Linked DNA regions of Homo sapiens: region 2 is linked to region 1. The links are chromatin loops, found by intact Hi-C in ENCODE. Cell type or tissue: Caco-2. All regions are shown on one strand. Links, peaks and the distances in the headings refer to the core of each region. The heading gives the core; the rest is flanking DNA.

Region 1 (10,366 bases), core at 4,781-7,280:
TCCTGCTGATTTTGCACTATGATCTAGTGGCAGGAAGACAAGTAGGTGTGGCTAGGGAACTAGCATGATGTGGAGAGGTAACATAGTGTACTGCACCCTGCTCCCACGGGTGGGCCGCATTCTCCCACCAACTCCCACCACTGCAGAGAAGAGGTAGGGGTGGGGAGAGAGCAAGGCCTAGGCTGAGGGAACTAGGGGACTTATTAGAGAAGCTTTACCAAGTGGCTATTCACAGCATTTCCACAACACTAGAAAACAAAGAATATTGGCTATGTTGTCAAATTGGGCTTTAATGTTATTCAAAGGATTTCAACACACCACTTCATCTATGCACCAGGACAAGTTGATGATGTGAAACAGAAACTAGCAGTTAAAGCTAAGGCTATGTTTACAGTTGGACACTCTGAAGAGTAGGCTACAGAAAGAAGGGAACTTTGAGAATTAGTGGAATTTGCTTTGAAATGCCAGAAGGCTGTTTTGGAAATTGGGCTAATTATAAGACTATGTAAGGAGGAGTAAGGCCTCACCTCAACTCTATCCAGCCTTTCATCCCCACCTCCACTTTCACCCCAGGAAATGATTTGGACTGGCCAATGGGGACTCTGAAATATGTACTTTTAGTGTTTATCATCCCAAAGGTAGCGGTCTACCAGAGAAAATACATGTTACGTTGATGTTGTCTATGTATGGTTTATATTCTTCTCAGCTCTGATAATCCCAGTGGTACACCCTTCACACCTACTATGAGAGAATGATTTATTATAATGGTGTACTTGTCTGGCATGTTTTAGATCCAAATTCAGAACTAAGGCAAATATAGAAAGTTCATCTTTCTTCTTAGAAAAAAATGTATTTTTAAATTTCACTCTCAGCTGGGTGCAGTGGCTCACACCTGTAATTCAAGCACTGTGGGAGGCCAAGGCAGGCGGATCACCTGAGGTCAGGAGTTCGAGACCGGCCTGTCCAACATGGTGAAACCCTGTCTCTACTAAAAATACAAAAATTAGCCGGGCGTGGTGGTGTGGGCCTGTGGTCCCAGCTACTCGGGAGGCTGAGGCAGGAGAATCGCTTGAACCCAGGAGGCAGAGGCTGCAGTGAGCTAAGATGGCACCACTGGACTCCAGTCTGGGTGACTCCATCTCTTTTTTTTTTTGAGACGGAATCTGGCTCTGTTGCCAGGCTGGCGTTGCAGTGGTGAAATCCCAGCTCACTGCAACCTCTGCCTCCCGGGTTCAAGAGATTCTCCTGCCTCAGCCTCCTGAGTAGCTGGGACTACAAGCACGTGCCACCACGCCCAGCTAATTTTGTATTTTTAGTAGAGACAGGGTTTCACCATGTTGGCCAGGATGGTCTCGATCTCTTGATCGTCGTCTCGGTCTCATGATCCGCCCGCCTTGGCCTCCCAAAGTGCTGGGATTACAGGCGTGAGCCACCACGCCTGGCTAAGACTCCATCTCAAAAAAACAAAAAAAATTAAATAAATAAATAAATAAATTTCACTCTCTGTGACATGAATCCATTGGTCAGAAAAGAAAAAAAAAAACAAAAACAAAATAAATTTCACTCTCAAGTAATTCTCCTTTCACTGATACAAGGATTTAAGTGGTTGGAGACCTAGGTTCTATCATCCTTAGCCAGAACAGTCACCTAGAAATTAGGAAAATTAAGGGCTATGTCCATACAAACAGTGCATGGCTATATGGAATTTCTATAAATCCTCTGAAGTGCTGATGAAGGAGGGATTCAGTGTGATCTCCTGATGCAAGTGGCAAAAAGATACCCCACCTCCACTTTGTTCTCCAAAATCTTCCCCTACCAGATAAAGAGTAAAATTTACAAGTTTTACTATAGCTCACAGACAAATTGCCCAAGCTGAAGTTAAGATTATATCTTCTTTTTCTGCCTTAGATAATAGGCTAGTGAGTATATAATGGAATTACTAAAAAGCCAAGGACAAATACAGCAGTACCTAAGAAGTGCTGATATAACTTAAAGAATAAAAGAAGTGTGGCACTGTTATTAAGCCAAATATTAACCACCAACAGCTATACTTTATAACACAATCTGATATAGGCCATGCATGACAAGAACACAGCCCTAAAACGGAACCTCATTCTCAAAATTCAATATGGCCGCTAGCTGGCTCAAATGGATACTGTACACCACTGGCTCTCACCTGTATGATTGATTTGCCTTATTTTAAGGCTTCTAGTGATATTCAGTGTGACAGCTAATGGTTAAGTCTATGGAGCACAGGTTAAATAAATGAATCTTCTCTCAATTCTATGTTATATAGCCCAGTATAAAAATATTCAAAGTGTACTTGCTGGCTTATGGAGAAATTCATCTTAATTTAACCTCTCTCTTCAGAATGAACTATTGTTTTCTTTGTCCTTGTTCCCTAGGGTCCCACCTCCTAGCTTCATATGAGCACTCAATAAACAGCAAAAAATATTTGTTTTCCTTCATTTTTAATCTTTAAAAAATGTTTAAATCTTTTTTGCGTAGGCAAAAATAAAATTTTACTGAGCCCTTATTGTATGCCAAATAACACTGTAAGAATCACCTTATTTAATCTTTACAACAGACCTATGAGTTAAGTGTTATTAATATCCTCATTCTGGCTGGGTGCAGCGGCTCATGCCTGTAATCTCAGCACTTTGTGAAGCCAAGGTGGGAAGACTGCTTGAGGCCAGGAGTTCAAGACCAGGCTGGGCAACATGGTAAAACCCCATCTCTACAAAAATACAAAAATTAGCCAGGTGTGGTGGCATGTACCTCTAGTCCCAGCTATTCAAGAGGCTGAAGTAGAAGGATACCTTGAGCGTAAGAGGTCAAGGCTGCAGTGAGCCATGACCGTGCCAATGAACTCCAATGTGGGCAACAGAGGGAGACACTGTTGCAAAAATAACAACAACAACAACAAAAACCAAACCCATAATATCATCATTTCACACATTAGAACACTCAGGCACCCAAGGTTAAGAAACATTCCCCTCAGCTGGGCACGATGGCGCACACCTGTAATCCCAGCACTTTGGGAGGCAGAGACAGGAGGATTGCTTGAGCCCAGGAGTTTGAGACCAGCCTGGGCAACATAGTGAGACCTTGCCTCTACAAAAAATAGAAAATTAACTGGGCATGGTGGCATATGCCTGTAGTCCCAGCTATGTGGGAGGCTGAGGAGGGAGGATAACTTGAGTCCAGGAGGTTCAGGCTGCAGTAAGCCATGAATGCACCACTGCTCTCCAGCCTGGGTGACTGAGTAAGACCCTGTCTTGAAAAAAACAAAAAAAAAAGAAAAGAAAGAAACATTTCCCTGATCACACAGCCAATAAGATGCAGAATGGCTCATGCTTATAATCCCAGCACTTTGGGAGGCTGAGGTGGGAGGATTGCTTGAGTCCACGAGTTTGAGACTAGCCTGAAAACATAGTGAGACCCCAACTCTACCATGAAAAAAAAAAAAGCGCGGCAGTTCAGGATTTGAAGTGAGGCAGTGTAAGTCTAGAGCCTATCCCTTAACTACTATTGTCAGCTTATACAGCCTAGAGTAACTTCCTTCAAGTTGGTGGTTCAGTTCTCAGCACTATCACTTACCAGCTGAATGAGTCTTGGACAAATTGCTGAAAATGTTTGAGCTACAGTTTCTTCATCTGTAAAACAGGTTTAGTAACAGCCTGTTTACAAGATTTGTTGGGGAATTAGATGAGATTATATATATGGACAACCTGGCATGCAGTAGACATTCAGCAAGAGTCAGCACTCTTCCTTCCCTGCTTGACATTCCTATTCTTTATTTCTGAGTCTCGCTCTATTGCCCAGGCTGGAGTGCAGTGGTACAATCATTGCTCACTGCAGCCTCGACCTCCCAGGCTCAGGTGATCCTCCCACCTCAGCCTCCTGAGTAGCTGGGACTACAGGTGTGTGCCACCAATCCTGGCTAATTTTTGGTAGAGATGGGGTTTTGCCATGTTACCCAGGCTGGACTTGAACTCCTGCCAGGCCTAAAGTGATCCTCCCAAAGCGCTGAGATTACAGGTGTGAGCCATGGTGCCCAGCTGACATTCCTCTTCTTTTTGTGCTTGCTGCTGCTCAAGTGTGAGACTTCTAATTCCAGCTCCATTGAAAATCAGGGCCCAACACAGCTCCCAGGGAAGGAGACTAAGCAGTTTTTTTTGTTGTTGTTATTTTTGAGATGGAATCTCATTTTGTCGCCCAGGCTGGAGCACAGTGGCGCGATCTCGACTCACCACAACCTCTGCCTCCCAGGTTCAAGCGATTCTCCTGACTTAACCTCCCGAGTAGTGGGATTACAGGCGTACACCACCACGCCCAGCTAATTTTTGTATTTTTAGTAGAGACAGGGTTTCACCATGTGGACCAGGCTGGTCTTGAACTCCTGACCTCAGGTGATCCACCTGCCTCGGCCTCCCAAAGTGCTGGGATTACAGGCAGGAGCCACCGCACCTGGCGAGAGACTAAGCAGGTTTAAGAAAAAGGACATTGTTGCTTTCAGTCTCATAGTAGACATCGGAATATTTCCTAAATTCCTAAATGGGTACATCCCAGCCCTCAAACTACCCTCACCACACTAGTGTAACAAGCCCCCAGGTACACACATTTTGGTTTCAAAGTCACACTGATCCTCCACCCTTTTCCAGGTGGATGGAACAAGAAAACTCACCTAATGCCCTGACGATTCGCATAAGGACTTCCCCGACTTTCATTCTGGTCTCTGGTGTGTGCTTGTCTTTGCTGCTGTCATATTGAGCCAACAAGTCCGGCAAGATTTTCTCAGGATAGACGTCTGACAGCAGGGCAACCCCTGGGGTTGAAAACAAAAAGAAAGGATTCATTACTGTTTACGATCAAAAGGCAAATAAACCAGTCACCCTGTGATGGGATGAACGCAGAGATGCTGAAAACCATCTCTAAAGCTCTCCCAGCAAGGGCTGCCTATTGTTTGGAGAGTCAGCATAGTGAGTGGAACGAAGATGGGCCTGGTAGTTGAGACTCCTGTGTTTGTCTAGTCCCAGCCTGATACGATCTCTAAGGTCACTCCCAGCACTGACGTTCTATGATCCAGGCAATGCCTCCTGCCTTTGCTGCAGTTCTCCATTCCTGTATAATTTCCCTCTGTGGAACTGCCAGTGATGGGAGCAGTTTCCACAAGGAAACATTTTCAGAGCATCCTGGACATGATCAATATTAGATCTAAGCTCATGGCTGAGTTTCCTAATCAACAGAAATAGGGAAGACCCTGACCCTGAGTCCCCCCTTCGTAGGACTTGCTGATCCTCTCTCCTATCCACAGCAGCGCCTTCTAAATGTGTAGCCTGGAACAGTGTTATCATAATCTGAGCCCAGCCCCATACTCAGCAACCTTTTTAGGGGTGGCAGGGAGGTGAGAGATGACCAGACAGATCCAGAACAAAACCCCTGGTTGGCCTCAAAACTATATAACTACAAATTCTACCATTCATGTCTATACTGTTGTTTATTCCTATTTTCTCTCATTAGTCTTTAGCAGAGAACAGGAAAAAGATTACACACTATAAAGAACAGTGACGAAAAAGAAAAAAAGTAAAGAAGGAATAAGTAGAAATAGGGGTTCCAGGATGAGAACCCACTTCTACCCCAAGCACCCTGGCCCATCAACTCTGCTTTGGGTTTCTCCAATAATCCCCTCATTGGTCTCCCTGCTTCTACCTTTTTCATCCATTGCAGATGGAGCTATTTGGTTTGAATCATAAGTCTGGCCCCTTCATGCTTCTGCCCAGACCCCTCAGTGGTTTCCCTTCTTCCCTGAATATGAGCAGTCCCCATCCCCCGCCTTCCTTTGTTCTCTCTCTGATCTCATCTTTTAACACTCTCCCTTGCTTCCTGGCCTCCTTGCTATTCTCCAGTAGGCCAAGTGATCCTGGCTCGGAGGAGTCGGCCTCACTTCCCCTCTGCATCTGCTGCTGCTCCTCCTGGTGGCCTCACAGCTTGCTCCCAAACCCTATCATGTCTCTGCTCACAGATCACATTTGTCACATATAAAACGGCACCCTCCTTCCCCTGCCACTCTTTACTCCTCTCACCCTGCTTCATTTGTCTTAGCACTTAATATCACCTGACAGGTTGTGTATTTCCTTATTGTCTGCTCTCCTCCTTGGAATGTGAACTCTATAATAAAGTCAAGGATTTTCTTTTGTTCCCTGCTGTATCCCCAATGCCTAGAAGAGTCCTAGCACATGTCAGGTGCTCAGTAACTACCTGCTAAATGAATGAATGGATGAATGGATGGATGAGTAAACAGGATTCAAATATACAGTCCTGATATAAATTTCAGGAATTAAGAAAGAGAGGATGGGGAAGAAGTAATATAAATGCTTGAGAAATCTATACTTATTTTTCATCTAAATTTACCATTCTCGTGTTTAAACTGACAGCCTTGCAGGCAAAGTCTACGTGCAGTTTTTTATGTTATAGGTTGTGATTCCATTCTCTTCTAAATCACATCCACACTCTTCACTGGCCTTATCCGCCGCATCTGCTGAGCTGTGAAGGCGGAGCACCTGCTGAGGGCTGCACCTGTCTGCCCATCCTCCTTTCTGCCCTCCCCACCCCCATCTTTTCTTGCTTCCAAAGAGCCTGGGAAATCTCTGCATGTGGTCCTAAGCCTGCACCTCTGCATGTGGTCCTAAACCACACCTCCAATCCAGAGTCCATCTTAGGACTTCAGTCCTAAGATGGGCTCTAATCTTATGCAAGCAGAAGCTCTGCTCTTAAGAGAGATTCAGGCTGTGGCACAACACTGTTGCCAAAATGTGACACTGTAGTTGTAGTTCACTCTATTATATAAAATGATGAAGAAGTCCTTGGAGGTTCAACACGGAGTTATGGAATATTGTAGCATAGAAAAAAATGTCTGCATCGGCTGGGCGCAGTGGCTCACGCGTGTAATCCCAACATTTTGGGAGGCCGAGGTGGGTGGATCACTTGAGGTCAGGAGTTCAAGATCAGTCTGGCCAACATGGTGAAACCCCGTCTCTACTAAAAATACAAAAAGTTAGCTGGGCGTGGTATCGGGCACCTGTAATCCCAGTTACTCAGGAGGCTGAGGCAGGAGAATCGCTTGAACCCCAGAGGAAGAGGCTGCAGTGAGCCGAGATCACACCATTGCACTCCAGCCTAGGCAACAATAGTGAAACTCTGTCTCAAAAAAAAGAAAAAAAGAAAAAAATGTCTGAGGCCTAAGGGTAAATGAATTGTTTGCTAAGAGAAAGAAGAGGGGGCTAGGTGCAGTGGCTCACACCTGTAATCCCAGCACTTTGGGAGGCTGAGGTGGGAGGATCACTTGAGGCCAGGAGTTTGAGACCAGTCTGGGCAACATAGGGAGACCCCATCTCTATAAAAATAATTTTAAAAAAATTAGCCAGGTGTGGTGATGTGTGCCTGTAGTCCTAGCTACTCGGAGGCCGAGGCAGGAGGATTGCTTGAGCCCACAAGTTCTAGGCCGCAGTAAGCTATGATTGCAGCATTGCACTCCAGCTGGGTGACAGTGAGGTCTCAAAAAAAGAAAAACAGAAATAGCCTCCAACTTCTAAAAGACCTCCACAACTGCAATTCTGGCAGGTGTTATATCACTGATATATTACAAGGCCTGGTATATATTACAGATTTGCAGCTATCATAACTTTCTTTTTTTTTTTTTTTTGAGATGGAGTCTCGCTCTGTCACCCAACTGGAGTGCAATGGCTTGATCTCGGCTCACTGCAACTTCCACCTCCCGGTTCAAGCAATTCTCCTGCCTCGGCCTCCCAGGTAGCTGGGATTACAGGTGCCTGCCACTATGCCTGGCTAATTTTTGTATTTTTGGTAGAGACGGGGTTTCACCGTGTTGGCCAGGCTGATCTCGAACTCCTGAGGTGATCCGCCCTCCTCGGCCTCCCAAAGTGCTGGGATTACAGGCGTGAGCCACTGCGCCCGGCCCATAGCTACTTTCTAAAATCAGAAGTTCTCAACTCAGAAAATCTGGTGGGTGTTTCCTTTTAGGAATGTAGTCATGACTTTGCAATGGAAAACAGTGGAAAAATGGGATTTGCTTTATAAAACTTTGATCTATTTCTAGCTTTTCTGAAACCTATTACTAAAGTCCCTCTTACTGTTGTTTAACATAGTCTTTTTTTTTTTTTTTTTTGAGACGAAGTTTTGTTCTTGTTGCCCAGGCTGGAGTACAATGGCGTGATCTCAGCTCACTGCAACCTCCATCTCCCGGGTTCAAGTGATTCTCCTGCCTCAGCCTCCTGAGTAGCTGGGATTACAGACATGTGCCACCATGCCCAGCTAATTTTATATTTTTAGTAGAGACAGGGTTTCTCCATGTTGGTCAGGCTGGTCTCAAACTCCTGACCTCAGGTGATCCACCTGCCTCGGCCTCCCAAAGTGCTGGGATTAAAGGCATGAGCCACCGTGCCGGGCCCTTACTGTTGTTTATTCCTATTTTCTCTCATTAGTCTTTAGCAGAGAACAGTCATTTACTTCTGTGAACATACTATCCTGGCCAAATGAGCTCTGGACTTCCTCTCTGTAGTGGGCAGACATGTGATTACACCTAGCATCTACTCTCTCTTCTGGTAACAACACCACCATGGTGTTCTTTTGGAGAAATATCCCTTTCTTACTCTCAGTCTGTGTGGTTTGAGTGGGCTAACTATACCCACTTTCTCCCCCTCCAGGTGTGAACTTGTATCCCAGGCTGGCCAGTTAGGATCTTCCATTCCATCCCCACCACCATGACTGGTTCAGGAACAGGGAATGAGATTCGATCCTGAAACCCACATTGACACTACTGGGAAAGATAAATTCCCCTCCCCACCACCCATTGAAGAGACTAATCTGGAGCTGCCAGTGGCCACCATGTGGAAAAAGCCCACACAAGAATGACACCAACACAGAGGGAGAGCCAGCCTGAGAGGGAGGGAGAAGAAGAAGAAGAGACCCGATGGCATCTTTTCAGCTCCGGGACCCAGGTGTACTCCACCCACTCGACTTTCTGGATAGAAAAGCCAATAAACACCCTCTAATGCTCATGCCAGTTGGACTGTTTTTCAATTAAAATAATCCTAACACACCCTTTTTCTGGTTAACAATGATTTTTCAGATTTTTTTTTTTTTTGCTTTTCCTATAATGCTAAACTTTAAACTCATTAGGGAGCTTTTAGTTCTCCCAATCTTCCATAAAAAGGTTCCCAAAGCAAAGCCCAGTTTCCTTGCTTCCCACAGTCCCAGATCTAATAGCAATTGTTTATCTTCCTGCTGGCCTGTTCCACAGACGGCTGCCAAATGGCTGGCTGTTTGAGTTTTACCTTCTAGGATACAGGTGCCACCTATGAGTTTATAAATCCCTGGAGAATAACAGCAGTTCCCCCTTTACCCACCAAGCAGTGAAGAGAGTCATACATGATGGTTAAGACTGTATAAAAATGAAAGGGATGAGATTTTGTGTGCTTGTTTTTATTTATTTCGAAAAAACTTTCTGTACTTAGACACTCTGTGGAAGCACGGCCATAACCTTCACATGACCATGGGCCCATCACACTTGATAATTCCTTTGTGACTTGAAAATGGGGTAATTTCTGGGTCAGCACAAGATTCAAGAAAACATCACACATCAATCCCTTTGGTAATGAGACCCAAAGGATTGTGTGAGAGAGACCTCTTTCTGCTCTGACCGTAGGAAACTAGCTATGCATTTTAGGATGTGGTGCAACAGATGAGATATAGAGAAGGTAAAAGTGAATCCAAACTGGGAAGAGTTCACAGACGCATTCTGAACTTTTTTTGGAGGCAGTGCGTAGAATATTGGTGAATTAACGTAACTAAAAAAATGTTAGGTGGCCAGGCGCGGTGGCTCATGCCTGTAATCCCAGCACTTTGGGAGGCCGAGGCGGGCGGATCACAAGGTCAGGAGATCGAGACCATCCTGGCTAACCCAGTGAAACCCCGTTTCTACTAAAAATACAAAAAATTAGCTGGGCGTGGTAGTGGGTGCCTGTAGTCCCAGCTACTCGGGAGGCTGAGGCAGGAGAATGGCGTGAACCCGGGAGGTGGAGCTTGCAGTGAGCCGAGATCATGCCACTGCACTCCAGCCTGGGCGACAGAGCAAGACTCCGTCTCAAAAAAAAAAAAAAAAAAATGCTAGGCTGGGTGCAGTGGCTCACGCCTGTAATCCCAGCACTTTGAGAGGCCGAGGCGGGTGGACCACCTGAGGTCAGGAGTTCGAGACCAGCCTGACCAACATGGTGAAACCCCCCTCTCTACTAAATACAAAAAATTAGCTGAGTGTGGTAGCAGGTGCCTGTAATCACAGCTACTT
Region 2 (10,366 bases), core at 4,837-7,336, 66 kb after region 1:
AGGGCCCAGACTGGCCTGGGCAATACAGTGAGACCCCATCTCTACAAAAAAAACAAAAACAAAAACAAAAAAAACAATTAGCTGGGCATGGTGGTGCATGCCTGTAGTCCCAGCTATTTGAGAGGCTAAGGTGGGAGGATTGCTTGAACCCATTGGGTGGAAGGCTGCAGTGAGCTATGATCTCGCCACTGAACTTTGCAACATTTGTTATTACCCTGTTTTTTTTTTTTTTTTTTGAGTCTCACTCTGTCACTCAGGCTGGAGTGCAGTGGCGCAATCTCGGCTCACTGCAACCTCCGCCTCCCGGGTTCAAGTGTTTTTCATGCCTCAGCCTTCCGAATAGCTGGGATTACAGGCGCTTGCCACCACACCCTGCTAATTTTTTTTTTTTTTTTTTTGAGAGATGGGGTCTTGCTATGTTGATCAGGCTGGTCTCGAACACCTGGGCTCAAATGCTCCGCTCACCTCGGCCTCCCAAAGTGCTGGGATTACAGGCGTGAGCCACCACACCTGGTCGGCTATTACCTTTTAGGTCTCTTCTCTCCTGCTCTGTTGGTCCCTGTGGCTTCCAGAGGGAGCAGATAAACGTGTTCAGTACACTGTCTTTCACCAGAAGTCCCTATTTTTTACATTATGAACTTCCCTGTTGTTTAAATGTTTTTTGTTTTTTGAGACGGAGTTTTGCTCTTGTTACCCAGCCTGAAGCGCAGTGCAGTGGTGCGATCTCGGCTCACTGCAACCTCCACCTCCCAAGTTCACGCAATTCTCCTGCTTCAGCCTCCCAGTAGTTGGGATTATAGGCACGTGCCACAATGCCTGGCTAATTTTTTGTATTTTTAGTAGAGATGGGATTTCACCATGTTGGCCAGGCTGGTCTCAAACTCCTGGCCTCAAGTGATCTGCCCACCTCAGCCTCCCAAAGTGCTGGGATTCCAGGCGTGAGCCACTGCACCCGGTCTAGTTTTTGTATTTTCAGTAGAGGTGAGGTTTTGCCATGTTGCCCAGGCTGGTCTCGAACTCGTGGGCTCAGGCAATCCTCCTGCTTCAGACTCCCAAAGTGCTAAGATTACAGGCGTGAGCCATAGCACCCTGCCAAGACGTAATTTTCTAGTTTTCTTTTTGAATTTTTAGCTATGATTCTCCTATAAAGAAAGATTTTCCTTCGTATACCATTTGGTTACCCTGACATACAATTCTTACAGGAAACACAAGACAAATGCTTTATTCTTTCCCTTTACTTAACAAGGTACCAAATAATGAGTTGATGCCCTGGCAATCCCAAAGATGTCCTATGAGGGTTTTTTTCTTTGACTCAGATTTTTATATCTTTGATGTACTTCAACCATTGCAGGCATTATTCCTTTTAATGATCTAATTGTCCTATCTATGGCAATGGGAGTCCCTTCAAGTTGGCTCCAGTGTGCTACAGATATGATCCCATTCATCTCAGGTCGCTTCCTTGTATTTAAGCACAACAAGATGCCTTGAGGCTTATAAATGTATGATTCCTGCCTGCCTCAGACTTCGAATCAACCTTATTCCATATAAAGCTTAGAATTCTTTTAGTAGAAAATGGTATTTAGAAACTATAAATTGGGCTGGGCACAGTGGCTCATGCCTGTAATCCCAGCACTTTGGGCCGAGACAGGTGGATTGCTTGAGGTCAGGAGTTCAAGACCAACCTGGCCAACATGGCGAAACCCCGTCTCTACTAAAAATAGAAAAATTAGCCAGGCGTGGTGGCATGTGCCTGTAATCCCAGCTACTTGGGAGGCTGAGGCAGGAGAATCACTTGAACCCGGGAGGTGGAGGTTGCAGTGAGCCGAGATCGCACCACTGCACTCCAGCCTGGGCCGACAGAGTCACATTCAGTCTCAAAAAAAAAAAAAAAAAAGAAACTATAAATTGTCACTAAGAATGCTTATTGCTACTGGGTTGTCATTGCTTCTTGGGATTGACAATGGACTGAGCTGGAAATATCTATTTTTTAAAAAGAGAAAAATAAATTGTGAGTTCATACTAATATTTCCAACTGAAATTCAATATTACAGGGTTTTAAGCTGGGCACGGTGGTGTGCACCTGTTGTCTCAGCTACTTGGGAGGCTGAGGTGGGAGAATCACTTGAGCCCAGGAATTCAAGTCCAGCCTGGGCTGATAGTGAGACTCTGTCTCTTAAAATAAAATAAAATAAATTATAGGGTCTTTACTCTGGTTCTTTACTTTATACCTCTTTTTTATGCTAAAAATCTTGATCCCTAATAATATTCACAAAATTACATTAACTTATTTTCTTTATCTATATGTGTGTGTTTCAAAACAATATACCAATAATGGCTGGGCACGGTAGCTCACGCCTGTAATCCCAGCACTATGGGAGGCCAAGGTGGGTGGATCACCTGAGGTCAGGAGTTCAAGATCAGCCTGGCCAACATGGTGAAACCCCATCTCTACTAAAAATACAAAAACTAGCTGGGCACAATGGTGCACACCTGTAATCCCAGCTCCTTGGGAGGCCGAGGCAGGAGAATTGCTTGAACCCAGGAGGTGGAGGTTGCAGTGAGCCGAGACTGCGCCACTGCACTCCAGCCTGGGCGACAGAGACAGACTCCATCTCAAAAAATAATAATAAAACAAAACAATATACCAATATTATCACGAGCAGTGACATTACCAAATGCAATTTAATATTTCCTTGTGGTTCTTTTTGCCCTGATACATTTTAACCTTAGCTGAAGGATAATTTAATGGGACAAATCATTTTTCTACCAGCCTGACACCATTGTTCCTTAATTAGGAGTAAAGGGAGCTAAGTGCAAAAGCTCAAGTCATATCAATTTTTAGACCATTTCCCCTTCCAACTAGCATCCTGAGACAAAAACATAAGGTCTGGATGAAGAAGTGTCCAGAGAATGGATATAAACACAGGAGAAACAAATCACCCTACTGAGTAACACGGGGTCAGTGAACTGAAAGAATAAGAGGCCAGGAAAGAAATCATGAGCATAATTCTCATTAAACAGGCACGGTAAGTCAGAGCTGACAGGCAGCTGCAAATTTTCTCAGCAGGAGCTATAGTGAAATGCTGCTTAGCAACACCCGAAGGCAGATGACAATGACGACCATACAAAGAGCTGGAGAATCAGATTTAAGCGTGACAATCATGCCATCTTACAACTGCCTATTGACCAACCAAGCTACAACTAATTCTGGTTAAGTGGTAAAATCTGGCAACTGTACTGCCTTTGCTTTATTACTTTTATTTCCTATCTTTTTTAAAGGTGGGAAAAATAATGTCTGAGCCAATACAATTCAGACACTGACTCGCATAGTGATACTCCTCTAAAAGCATTTTTTAAAACATCTTAAAACTTAAGAGAATGTTGTGGAGATAAGCTGTGAGTTACAGGACCCATAATGAAATTCAAGGTGATCTCATTATTATTAGTGATTTCTTCAAGTTGAGTGTATAATCATTTTCAAGTTTTGATACACCTTAGATCATCCATGGAGCTTGAGTAGGACGAAGATGCCCGGGCTCTAATGCAGACATGCTGAATCAGAATCTCTAAACGTGGGCTGGCTATCAATATATTGAAAAAGATCCCAGATAACTTGTTTTGCACCCAAAGTTGAAAACTACTATAACATAATATATAAACATTTAAGACAAAATTTTACTTGCATGAGAATCACCTCGGGAGCTTGTTAAACGTGTGGAGTCTCAGGACACTGGAACGTTTTGGATTCAGTGGCCTGGTGTGGGCTGTGTAGTTTCCATATTTAACCAGCATTCCAGGAAACACCTCATGATCCAGGTGTCATCAAATCACACTCTCAGCAACATTTTTAAACTTTATTTTTTGGAAAGAAAAAAAGGCTGCGGTCCAGAATGTGGCAACTACTGACCTGAGTGACGTTTGTGAATATCTGCTCAGACATTCTCTCGCACAGAACAGCCATCAGCTGCAGGACAAGCAGCTTCCGCTCTTGGCCTTCCACAAGAAGAGTCTGATGTTGCTCTAATTCCAAGAGGCTCTTGCTGGAGAAGGGCTCAGTTTTTAACTCTGTTTCATTTTCCGAGGCCACATGAGTCAACTCCTACAAGCATGGCAGGAAAGAAAAAGTGAAGATAAAGCCAGTACAACTAAGGCCTTCTCAAACATAAGCAGAAAACTCTGTTTGAACTGCATGTTTAAATAAATAGTCTGTGTTTGTTGCAACATTATTTATAATAGCCAAAACTTGGAGACAAGCTAAATGTCCAGCAATAAGAAAAAATTATGATGTATTTATTGTATCACAGCAGTTAAAATAAATGAATTAGATTTATATGGGTATCAATATAGATAGATCTCAAAAACACTACTGAGTGAAAAATCTAAGTTGCAGAATAATATGTACAGTATGATACCATGTATATAAAAATCTAAAATCTCATAATAAAACACACACACACAAAGAAATGGTTTGACAAGCTTTCTGCTTTGTGGGTATTTTTATGATTTCTACTAGTAGCCTTCCTTGAACTGAGACCTCAGATCACCTCACATTCTCAAACCCCTTTTGGAGACCATGAGATGCCTCCAGCACTACAGCTCTTTTCCTCTAAGATACTTAGAACTAACTTCTAAGAAATCATGTATTACTGTGGGTTTTGTAGGCTATTCACCTACCCTTTTTGGCTCACTGAAACCTCTGCCTCCTGGGCTCAAGTGATCCTCTCACCTTAGCCTCCCAAGTAGCTGGGACTACAGGCACAAGCCACCATGCCAGGCTGATTTTTTTTTTGTATTTTTGGTAGAGATGGGGTTTCGCCATGTTGCCCAGGCTGGTCTCAAATGCCTGAGCTCAGGTGATCCACCTGGCTCGGCCTCCCAAAGTGCTGGGATTACAGGCGTGAGCCACCTTTTTTTAAGTATACAATTAAGAGCACATCCCCTTGGAACGTGATTTAGAAAGAGTATTGCTGGGCACGGGGACGGGTGTGAACATGGGAGGTAAGAAAGCATCAAAAAGTGGTGTCCCCTATTTCAAGTTCTCGAAATGTTAGCCCTGATTCCCTCCTTGAATTCTCCCATACCCACAGAAACCTTAAACTCTCTTAGAGTTCTTTTAGAGTAGACACTTTACTTAGGGGAAGAAGTTGAGAAAGCAGAGCTGGAGGTCACTGGCTTATGATGTCATACAGTGCAACAAGGAGTAACATTATGGGGTACAAGTTACTCTCAGAGAACAGAAGAAAAGCAAGCAAAGCACAACCACTGGCACTAAGAAACAAACCCGGAAAAGGCTTCAAGTGCCTGCAAAATGAAATGAAGGAGGCAGAATTGCTAAATCTCCTTTGCAAATACCTGACAAAACAACAGTCAGAAAGGATAAGGGATTACTCTATAGCTGTAAAACCTGCTATTAACTTCAAAAGAGTTCTTACTGTCAACACAGAGCAAAGATTAACCCTTTCATGGATCGAGGGTTTTGCTTTGTTCATCTCTAAACTGTCAGTGCCGATTACTTGGAGAAGTAGTAGATAACATGAGTACTAGTGAAGAGAAGTTTCTTCCTTTTACCAATCCAAAGGCTACTAAAAAATAAATTCCTTTATGTCCTCTGACCATTTTCCTTAAATTAGGGCCTACATTTTAGGACCTAAAATTATAAATGCTTTGAAAATTCTAAGGGTTTCCTGGAACTCCCCTGGAACAACACTGACCAGGAACTACAGGTAGTTCTTACTTTCAAACAGAAGATGAAGAAGTCTCCTGCCAAACCGCATTCCTGGCAGTGGGACAGCAAGTCCCCGAGATGCTCCACCCGGCCCTGCTCAGAGGATACCTTCTGGTACAGGGCTTCATCTTCATCTTCATCACTGCAATGCAGGGTAAAATTTATCTTGGTAGTGTCACCAGAGATACACATAATTTTAAACCCCATAACAATCTTCTAAAGTAACATGTTATGTCCAAACAGTTAACCATTAAAAAGATCCCCCAAATTTATTTAACTTATTTTATTGTTTCTCCATTCTGAAAAAAGTATTGATTATCAGAAACTAGGCTGTTATGGGCCAGGCGCGGTGGCTCACGCCTGTAATCGCAGCACTTCGGGAGGCCAAGGCGGGAGGATAATGAGGTCAGGAGACAAAAACCATCCTGGCTAACACAATGAAGCCCTATCTCTACTAAAAATACAAAAAAAAAAAAAAAAAAAAATCAAGGTCTGGGTGAGGTGGCTCACACCTGTAATCCCAGCACTTTGGGAAGCCGAGGCGGGTGGATCACCTGAGGTCAGGAGTTTGAGACTAGCCTGGCCAACATGGTGAAACCCCGTCTCTACTAAAAAATACAAAAATTAGCTGGGCGTAGTGGCTCATGCCTATAATCCCAGCTACTTGGGAGGCTAAGGCAGGAGAATCGCTTGAACCCAGGAGGCGGAGGGTGCAGTGAGCCGAGATTGTGCCATTGCACTCCAGCCTGGGTAACAAGAGTGAAATTCTGTCTCAAAAAAAAAAAAAAAAAAGAAGAAGAAACTAGGCGGTTATGTCCTGCATGGTCATGAAGATGGATATTAGCTGGGCACAGTGGTGCACACCTGTAGTGCACTAGGAGGCTGAGGCAGGGAGACTGCTTGAGCCCAGGAGTTTGAGGTTGTAGTACATTATGGTCACAACTATGAATAGCCACTGAACTCAAGTAACATAGACAACATGGCAAGATCTCATTTCTACAAAAAAAAAAAAGATGGATGTTGGAGAATTACTATTACTTCTGCAAAAGCAAGGAGGAATTAAAGTATAAGTCATATGCAGATATTCTGGGTCCTGAGGAAAAACAAAGAAAGAGAAGGCTGCAAAGTAAGGCTAGATCACAGAAGGCCTTGGATGTCATTCAAAGGAACTTTGACTTTTTTCTGATGAGCCACTGAAGGGTTATGGGCAGCAGAAAAAGATGTGATCATCATGGGAGGACATGCAGTCTCAACTGAAAGGAACCAATTAGCCGAGATAAGAAAATGCATAAAGGTTCAGAAAAATGAGTAGGTTGAACATGATTACCAAGTTATAAAATCTGGCTAAATCAGTGCTATGGTTACTGCGAAAATTTCTATAATTATTTATTTATTTATTTATTTGAGATAGAATCTCGCTCCTGTTGCCCAGGCTGGAATGCAATGGCGCGATCTTGGCTCACTGCAACCTCCGCCTCCTGGGTTCAAGCGATTCTCCTGCCTCAGCCTCCTGAGTAGCTGGGATTACAGGCGCCCACCACCATGCCCAGCTAATTTTTTGTATTTTTAGTAGAGACAGGGTTTCACTATGTTGGCCAGGCTGGTCTCGAACTTCTGACCTCGTGATCTGCCCACCTCGGCCTCCCAAAGTGCTGGCATTACAGGTGAGCCACTGTGCTCGGCCATTTTTTGTTTTGTTCTTTTTTAATTTTTGAGACAGGGTCTCACTCATTGCCTAGGCTGGAGTGCAGTGGTGCGATCGTGGCTCACTGCAGCCTCAACCTCCCAGTCTGAGGCAATCCTCCCACTTCAGCCTCCTAAGTAGCTGGGACTACAGAGGGGCACCATCACAACCAACTAATTTTTGTATTTTTTTGTAGAAACCGGGTTTTGCCACATTGCCCAGGCTGGGCAAGAAATTTTTGTACTTTCCCATGAGGTACTATGGCTTTTAGTTTTTAATTATTCTGACAAGAGACAAAGATACTATGTATACATATATATACACCTGTGTGTGTACTTACTATTTTTTTAACTTTTTTTTTTTTTTGAGACAGAGTTTCGCTCGTCACCTAGGCTGGAGTGCAATGGCGCAATCTCGGCTCACTGCAACCTCCACCTCCTGGGTTCAAGTGATTCTCCTGCCTCAGCCTCCTGAGTAGCTGGGATTACAGGTGCCCGCCACCACGCCTGGCTAATTTTTGTATTTTTAGTAGAGACAGGGTTTCACCATGTTGGCCAGGCTGGTCTCAAACTCCTGACCTCGTGATCCACCCACCTCAGCCTCTTCCAAAGTGCTGTGATTACAGGCGTGAGCCACTGCGCCCAGCCCCAATTTTATTTTATTTTTTTTTGAGACACAGTTCCACTCTTGTTGCCCAGACTGGAGTGCAATGGCACAATCTCGGCCCACCGCAACCTCTGCCTCCCAGGTTCAAGCAATTCTCCTGCCTCAGCCTCCCAAGTAGCTGGGAATACAGGCATGCGCCACCATGCCACCACGCCCGGCTAATTTTGTATTTTTAGTAGAGACGGGGTTTCTCCATGTTGGTCAGGCTGGTCTCAAACTCTTGACCTCAGGTGATCCGCCCGTCTCGGCCTCCCAAAATGCTGGGATTACAGGCATGAGCCACTGCGCCTGGCCTTTTTTAAGAAATGGAGTCTCGCTATGTTGCCCAGGCTGGTCTTGAACTCCTGGCCTCAAGCAATCCTCACACCTTGGCCTTCCAAAGTGCTGGGATTACCAGTATGAACCACCATACCCAGCTCAAGATACTATATTATTATACCATATTATCATATAAACAAATACAAAGGCATTGAAGATGCACTAAAAAGCAAAACACTAAAATAATGTGAACAGAAAATAAGATACTAGTTGACTTTTGTTTTCCTCTTTATGTGTTTTTTGTATTGTACAAAGAATATGTGTTATTTCAGTGACCAATGACATAAAATTTTTTCAGACTAAGTTGAGAAAAAAAAGATAGATGTTTCTTCATCTCATTGAAAAGTACAATTACTAATTTGGCAGCCCATCTCATCAGGCAGTATGTCTCAATGTGCCAGTTCACTAAGAACATGGACTTCATATTCCTCTAATAGAATGAATAACCTACATATTTAGCTTAGGATATTTCCTGTATTATCCCAGAATCTTCCAGAGTCCTTCAGATCAGTCATGTTTTCTCCACAACATTCTATGTTAAAGGAAAAGCCAAAATGGATAAACGTCCCTTCTAAGCTTCTGTGAGCCATTTTAATTGTGAAAATGAAGTACTGTATTCAAATACTCCTAAAACAACACGACGTTAGCCTGGCATGGTGGCGCGCACCTGTAGTCCCAGCTACTTGGCAGGCTGAGACAAGAGAATTGCTTGAACCCAGGAGGCAGAGGTTGCAGTGAGCCAAGATCATGCCATTGCACTCCAGTCTGAGCGACAGAGCAACACTCAGCACCAAAAAACAAAACAAAACAAAACAAAAACACATGACAATTATCTTAAGAAGCACTACTTTAGTCACGCTTTAAAATTCAACAATAAAGAGTAAATTCCAAACAATTATATTTAATTCCAGAAAAGTAAAAACTCTGGATCTAAAGATATAAAATCCAAGCTGCTCTTATAGAGTTTCTTTAAATAAACTTCTTTTTTTTTTTTTGAGACAGAGTCTCACTCTGTCACCTAGGCTGAAGTGCAGTGGCGCAATCTTGGCTTACTGCAACCTTCATCTCCTGGGTTCGAGTGACAGTCCTGCCTCAGCCTCCTGAGTAGCTGTGACTACAGGCGCCAGCCACCACAACCGGCTAATTTTTATATTTTTAGTAGAGATGGGGTTTCACCATGTTGGCCAGGCTGGTCTTGAACTCCTGACCTCAAGTGATCTACCCACCTCGGCCTCCCAAAGTGCTGGGATTACAGGTGTGAGCCACCACGCCTGGTCCTTCTTTTTTTTTTTTTTTTTTTTGAGATGGTCTCGCCCTGTTGCCCAGGCTGGAGTGCAGTGGTACGATCCCAGCTCACTGTAACTTCCACCTCCTGATTCAAGCAATTCTTTTGCCTCAGCCTCACAAGTAGCTAGGCCTACAGGCATGCACTACCATGCCTGGCTAATTTTTGTATTTTTAATAGAGATGGGGTTTCACCATGTTGGCCAGGCTGGTCTCAAACTCCTAACCTCAGGTGATCCACCCGCCTCAGCCTCCTAAAGTGCTGGGATTACAGGTGTGAGCCACCGTGCCTGGCCAAAAACATCTTCTTGATAACTGTTGCTGGGCAGAATAGCAGCTTGCGTTTGTACTGATAATTCTGTTTGCAATCTATGTGTTTTTCTATTTTCCTCAAGTCCATCAAACTGAAGGGGTGTTTTACAACTTTACCAAGTTAACCATGAATATATAATTATATTTCAACACTTCAACAAACAGCAGCACTTTGAATGTGATGTGAAATCCAAACAGGATAGCAGTCACCCATGAATGTTACATGGACTATGACCAACAGGAATTTACGTTCTGAGGTAATAACATTAGATCATCCAGAAAGTGGAAATAATTTAAAATATGCAATTGTGAGATGCTGGAGAAATAAATGATCCATTCCACTAATATTTATTAAGCACTTTCTAATCAATCCCTAT

Evidence for each region. Hi-C counts contacts between places; a loop is a spot of excess contacts. Peaks named below come from ENCODE experiments on the same cell type or tissue, not always from the same donor. Only the 100,000 strongest peaks of a DNase experiment are listed, where the experiment ranks them.
Region 2: it touches region 1 in a loop (2.9-fold over the local background); 3 of 110 quality-filtered maps call a loop at or near these places.

Annotation. Positions count from the first base shown.
Region 1 is chr16:68,968,490-68,978,855 of GRCh38, reverse strand. TANGO6 (transport and golgi organization 6 homolog) reads right to left here. Exons shown (of 18, transcript NM_024562.2): 15 at 4,688-4,828. Among named protein-coding and RNA genes, the nearest start is that of TANGO6, 130 kb to the right of the region's middle. RefSeq lists enhancers at 634-1,134, 5,849-6,349. In Caco-2, for the core only: a CTCF peak has its summit at 5,992 (motif pointing left); a DNase peak (open chromatin) is centred at 5,935.
Region 2 is chr16:68,902,944-68,913,309 of GRCh38, reverse strand. TANGO6 (transport and golgi organization 6 homolog) reads right to left here. Exons shown (of 18, transcript NM_024562.2): 10 at 5,735-5,867; 11 at 3,908-4,099. Among named protein-coding and RNA genes, the nearest start is that of TANGO6, 65 kb to the right of the region's middle. In Caco-2, for the core only: no CTCF peak of the experiment used is centred there; a DNase peak (open chromatin) is centred at 5,789.